2 separate regions of the Homo sapiens genome follow, and region 1 is linked to region 2. A link is an interaction called in ENCODE POLR2A ChIA-PET data of the cell type or tissue named here. Cell type or tissue: MCF 10A. All regions are shown on one strand. Each heading gives the region's core, and the rest is flanking DNA. Links, peaks and the distances in the headings are about the cores only. Region 1 has its middle 9.5 kb from the start of CBX6. Region 2 overlaps CBX7 (chromobox 7).

Region 1 (2,902 bases), core at 248-2,747, 250 kb after region 2:
CCGGACGAGGGGCCTGTGGGAGCCAGAAGTGCCCCTGGATTTTATCTGCAATTGCTCAGGTGTCAGTTTTCCCACCGTGGCCTTGACCACCCCTTGTCAGTCCCGCAGACCTTGCTGGGGCGCCCCTGGCCTGACAAGCCAGACTGTTGTGGAAGAAAGGAACAAACGCTCTTCTTTAAATCATTGTATTTCCAAGTGTCTTTGTAGAGAAGCCCTAATTAACTAGCAGACCAGAGGGGAATGGCTCCCTCCGTCTTGGGCACCCATCTGTGAGATGGTGCCCAGGCTTGGAGTTTCCAGGGAGTTTCCAGCTCTTTCCATTTTAATGTACAGCCTGTTGCCTCTCTGAATATACATCGGGGAGGCTGCGCTGCAGCAGATTGGAAATGCATCTGCCTCTTGGCCCTCGGAACCTCACCCAGGGCTCAGCCTCTGCATCCAGCTTGCTGTGCCAGGCCCCTTCGCCTCTGCAGTGAGTTGTCACTGGGGGCCTCCTCCCTGTACTTGGATCAAGGCCCAGGCTCTCCTCCATGGCCTGCAGGGCCCTGCCTCCCTCGCTGACCTCACTCTCTCTGTCCACTCGGCTCCAGCCCCGCTGGCTTCCTTCTGTCCCTCAGATATGCCAGGTGTGTCCCTGCCTCAGGGCCTTTTGCTAGGAAACCTCCTCTCCCAGATCTATACAGCTGCCTCCTTTTCCTGGTGTGGGTCTCATCTCAGATGTGGCTGCTCTACAGGCCTGCCCCAGCCACCATGCTGAGCACCCCACCCATGCGCCCTGTTCCTCTCCACTGTGCATTCCTATTCAGCCTCTTCACAACACATATCTGACTTGAAATCATCTTGCCTTGTGTGTTTGTTGTCTGTCTGCTGCCCCCATAAGAATCCAAGACTCTCAAGGGCAGGGACTCTGTCTGTCTTGTTCTCTGCTGTGTCCCCAGCTCCTAGAATAGTACAAGCATATGATTGAAGCCCAGTAAATATTACTTGACTGTCTACCTAGTGTCAGGCCCTGTCCAGGGAACAAGCAGCACAGGGGGCCATGCCCTCAGGGAGCTCATGCTTTGCAGGGAGGTGGCAAGTCACCAGGAAGAACTCTCCTGTGTTCTTGATGCTCTATAAACACCAAAATGGGGCAAAGGAAGGCTGGCCAGTTCTACCTGGCAGGGCCAGATATGGCTTCATACAGGAGACCCCAGAACTGAGTTTTGAAAGATGCATAGGTGCATCCCAGGTGAAGGTACAAAGGTGTGGAAAAGCGGGGACCACCCGGGAACAGCAGGTGGTTCAAAGAGACCCAACGAAGAAGGTGTGCAGGTTGAGGGTACAGGGTGTAGGGACATGGGGAAGAGTTGCTCTGCCACGAGAAAGAGCTCAGGCTTCCTCTAGAGACAGCAACAGCCACTAAGAGGTTTTTTCACTGTTGATATTTTGGCTCCTTCAATGTTGAAACATCTTAAACAGAGGAATGACTTGGTCAGAACTGCACTTCCAAATAATCCCTTTGCCAAAATTGGCGTTTCCCGTGTCCCTTGCCCAATCATGACCGTATTCGGGCATATTTCCAACGACTCTGCTGCCCTCTTTCTAAAAATAGCGAGCCTGTCTTCGGAGGCACAGAATTTCACAGTGCAGTGTTTCAGAAGGAACTCTACACGTCTCTATTCTCTACATGTTCAGGGGCTCACACTGTCCCCTGAACTCCTGTATTTGGCTTCTTTGTCCACAGCTTCCTAGGTCAAATAGCATCATGTGGCTGGACTCGTTGGGCAGCAGGAAGAGATAAGGGAAGGGCATTAAATGGAAGAAGAAAAGTTTCATTCACCTCTGAGTCTTCCACATTTGGATAGAAACTCAGTATCCTCAATAGTAAAATGGAATAACAACAGCATCTACCTCGTAGGATCCTTTTGAGATCAAATTATTAATACCTTTTCTCTAATCAGGTAGAGATAGAAAAGAAGAAAAAATAAATAAATAAATTATTAATACTGTATGTAAAGCTCTCAGAAGAGTCCTTGAAACATAATGAGTTTTTTTTTTTTTCTTTTTGAGACAGTTTCACTCTTGCTGCCCAGGCTGGAGTGCAATGGCGCGGTCTCGGCTCACTGCAACCTCCACCTCCCAGGTTCAAGAGATTCTCCTACCTCAGCCTCCTGAATAGCTGGGATTATAGGTGCCCACCACCATACCTGGCTAATTTTTTTTTTTTTTTTTTTTTAAGTAGAGACGAGGTTTCACCATGTTGGCCAGACTGGTCTCGAACTCCTGACCTCAAGTGATCCTCCTGCCTCGGCCTCCCAAAGTGGTGGGATTATAGGTATGAACCCTATAAGGAGTTCTGTACAACGTGTTAGCTGTTGTTATTTTTGGTCAATACAGCTTCAATTTCTAGAATTGGTCCAATATACTTTCAGTGGAAGAAAAACATATAAGTGTATACGTTGTGTGCGTGTGTGTGTGGGGGGGTTGTGTGTGATGTTCATCTCTCTTGAGGTATAAACTGGCTCAGAGCATATATAAACGTACACTTCCACCACTGCAGACTTGCTGTGTGCCCAACACAGTTGCAGATGCTGATATATATCATATGTTGTTATCCTCATGAGAATTCTACAAGCTAGGAATGATTATCTCCATTTTACAGATGAACACTGAGGCTCAAAGAGGTTGATGATGAAAAGTTGCACCGCTGAAATTCATCCGTGTGCACATCCATCTCTTCAAGCATCTCAGTTCCTCCAGGGCAGAAATCCCATCTTTTCTACTTTGCATTCCCAGAGCCCATTGCAGAGAGGGGGAGAGAGATGCAGCAAGCAGTTGCTGGACCTGAATCCCTATACATGTTATATGGTCAAAATTACTCTTAACAAGCCCTTCAATGGCACACCCAACAAATATTAAT
Region 2 (2,871 bases), core at 1-2,500:
AGTTCTCTCGTGATGAGGTTGCCAAGGACGTAGAAGACCCTGCCTTGCAGAATGGTAGAATGTACTGGGCTTCTTTTTTTTTTTTTTTTTTTTTCCCAGACAGAGTCTCGCTCTGTCGCCCAGGCTGGAATACAGTGGTGCGATCTCTGCTCACTGCAAGCTCTGCCTTCTGGGTTCAAATGATTGTCCTGCCTTAGCCTCCCAAGTAGCTGGGATTACAGGCACCTGCCACCACACCCGGCTAATTTTTGTATTTTTAGTAGAGATGGGGTTTCGCCATGTTGGCCAGGCTGGCCTTGAACTCCTGACCTCTGGTGATCCAGCTGCCTCGGCCTCCTAAAGTGTTGGGATTACAGGCGTGAGCCACTGTGCCTGGCCCATACTAGGCTTCTGATGGCCTGTGAGCCCGCTGGGAGGAGTGGGTTTTGAGTCAGCTGCCTACCAGATGTGCCTCCCAGGCACTGCAGTATTTTCCCAGTCCCCTCCCAGTTTAGCCCTCCTCCCATCACTGCAGCAGCCGGCACCTGGGGACATGTGATGCCGTTAACAGGCACGACTGTGAGTGGGACCTGCGTGTGTCATCCCTTCCCTCAGCTTGGAGGTGTTTGACCTCACAGGTCCCATCTGATGGCTGCACTATCTTCCTGGGAGCTCCTGACCTCTGGTAGCAGGTGGCAGGAGAAGGTACTGTCCCAGTGATCCAGAGTCTCCCAACATCTTGGCACCATGAATCTTTTGTAGATTCATGTAAATTCTCCCCAAGTAAATAAGATAAATCCCGACATTACAAACTCCAGGGGTGGACAGACTTGCCCTCCAGCTCCAGATGTGTCGCGGGCAATCAGCAGAGCGGGCTGCAATCACAGAGCCCAGGAGCCCCCTGGAGGGGTCGGGGTGCATCTGCAGGCCAGGTGGAGCCCTGTCCCTTTGGCTGGATAGCATGGGCATCCGGGGCTGTGTGTGCTGCTGGCCTGGCTTTGCCCCAAGCAACTCCAAGAGCACACCTTGGCCCTCTGCCTGCACCATCTCCCGGGTGAGCTGGCAGTGTCAGTTTTGGAGGTGCTCTGGCAAGCAAAGATGCCTTTCCTAAAACGAAGGCTAACTCCTTAATGCATCCAGATTTGTTTCTCTTGGCCAGTTTTCAGTTTGTCCTTCTTGTATGCTTCTCTGCTGGGTATCAAAGGAGTAAACGCTGGGACGCGAGTGCTCTGTGGGGCCCAGAGGCAGGGCTGAGCTGGCCGACCCTGGGGTTGCCCGGGGCGCACTCTCTGGGCTGGGGTGGGGTGGGGTGATGGCCAGCCGTGGCATGGGAAGGAGTTGAGTGGGTAGACATGGCATGGGAAGGGCATTCCGGGTGGGAGGAACAGCATGAGCAAAGGTGTGGCGGGTGGGAGGGTGGGGCTGACCCGCGCTGCCCTGGCTTGCCCCCGCAGCGGCTGTACAGCATGGACCTGCGGAGCTCCCACAAGGCCAAGGGCAAGGAGAAGCTCTGCTTCTCCCTGACGTGCCCACTCGGCAGCGGGAGCCCTGAGGGGGTGGTCAAGGCGGGGGCACCTGAGCTGGTGGACAAGGGCCCCTTGGTGCCCACCCTGCCCTTCCCGCTCCGCAAGCCCCGAAAGGCCCACAAGTACCTGCGGCTCTCGCGCAAGAAGTTCCCGCCCCGCGGGCCCAACCTGGAGAGCCACAGCCATCGACGGGAGCTCTTCCTGCAGGAGCCACCGGCCCCAGACGTCCTGCAGGCGGCTGGCGAGTGGGAGCCTGCTGCGCAGCCCCCTGAAGAGGAGGGTAAGGCGGCCCCAGCCCAGAGACCCTCAGAGCTGGAAAGGGCCCTATGGGTCATAAGGTCCAGCTGGTTCAATGTCCAAAGAGGGCCTGTAGTGCTTTGTGGGGCCAGTCGGGTCTGGGCTCAGGGCCCAACACTAGCCCAGGGCTCCTCCTGTCGTCCCGCTCTGGCTGAGCTCTTGTCTAGGTGGGGAGGATGCACCCAGTGCCCTCCTCCCAAGTGTCCAGCCCTGTGTGAGGCCCTGAGCTGACTGAAGACACAGAGAGGAGGAGCTGGAGTTGGGGTCGGGTTGGGTGGTCTGCATGGCTTCCCACCTTGTCAACGCTGCCCCCATCTGTGTGTCTGACGCTGCAGCAGATGCCGACCTGGCCGAGGGGCCCCCTCCCTGGACACCTGCGCTCCCCTCAAGTGAGGTGACCGTGACCGACATCACCGCCAACTCCATCACCGTCACCTTCCGCGAGGCCCAGGCAGCTGAGGGCTTCTTCCGAGACCGCAGTGGGAAGTTCTGAATCACCGTTTTTACTCTTCTTAAACTGTTTTCTTTTGGGCTTGGGGTGGGACTTCCAGAGATAGGGATGGGTTGGGGGCGGGGTAATTATTTTATTTAAAAAAATACCGAGCAGCAAAAGGGGAGAAGATCCCACTACTCTCCCACCACCTGCCCTTTCTCTGAGGGACGTTTACCACGAGGCCTCAGGCTGGGGATGGAGAGAGTTGCTCTGGGAGTTGGGGTACCACCCCCAGGGCAGGATGGGGACAGGATCACCTGCCCGGGACACCACCATTATCATTCTCCTCTAGTGACGCAGCAGCTGGTTCTGGGAGTTAAAGGAGCATTGGAAGGCCCAAACCCTCTCCCTTGAGTGGCCACCCCAGCCTGGTTGGCTGGTTTTCCCCTTTTCTCTTGTTTCAATTGGGTCTTTACCTTGAACTCTCCTCTCTGGCTTTGCGGTGGGCTGTGGAGGCTGGTTTTGACCAAAAGTGAGTGGGGCGGGAGGAAGGGGCAGGAGGAAGGGTTGAGGTTACTTGGGGCGAGTCCCTTCCCCTTCAGAGAGGCTTCTATCCTTCCCAGGGAGGAGGCGCCG

What was found. ChIA-PET counts read pairs that join two places held together with the same protein. Peaks named below come from ENCODE experiments on the same cell type or tissue, not always from the same donor. Only the 100,000 strongest peaks of a DNase experiment are listed, where the experiment ranks them.
Region 1: POLR2A ChIA-PET joins it to region 2 with 6 read pairs; 6 of 35 experiments call an interaction of 5 or more read pairs at or near these places.

What each region holds. Positions count from the first base shown.
Region 1 is chr22:38,880,278-38,883,179 of GRCh38, reverse strand. No RefSeq gene overlaps it. Among named protein-coding and RNA genes, the nearest start is that of CBX6, 9.5 kb to the right of the region's middle. In MCF 10A, for the core only: no CTCF peak of the experiment used is centred there; a DNase peak (open chromatin) is centred at 1,529.
Region 2 is chr22:39,133,315-39,136,185 of GRCh38, reverse strand. CBX7 (chromobox 7) reads left to right here. Exons shown (of 6, transcript NM_175709.5): 5 at 1,434-1,785; 6 at 2,138-2,871. The coding sequence ends at 2,295. Among named protein-coding and RNA genes, the nearest start is that of CBX7, 18 kb to the left of the region's middle. RefSeq lists enhancers at 107-1,084, 1,191-1,874, 1,875-2,559. In MCF 10A, for the core only: CTCF peaks have their summits at 698 and 910; a DNase peak (open chromatin) is centred at 1,025.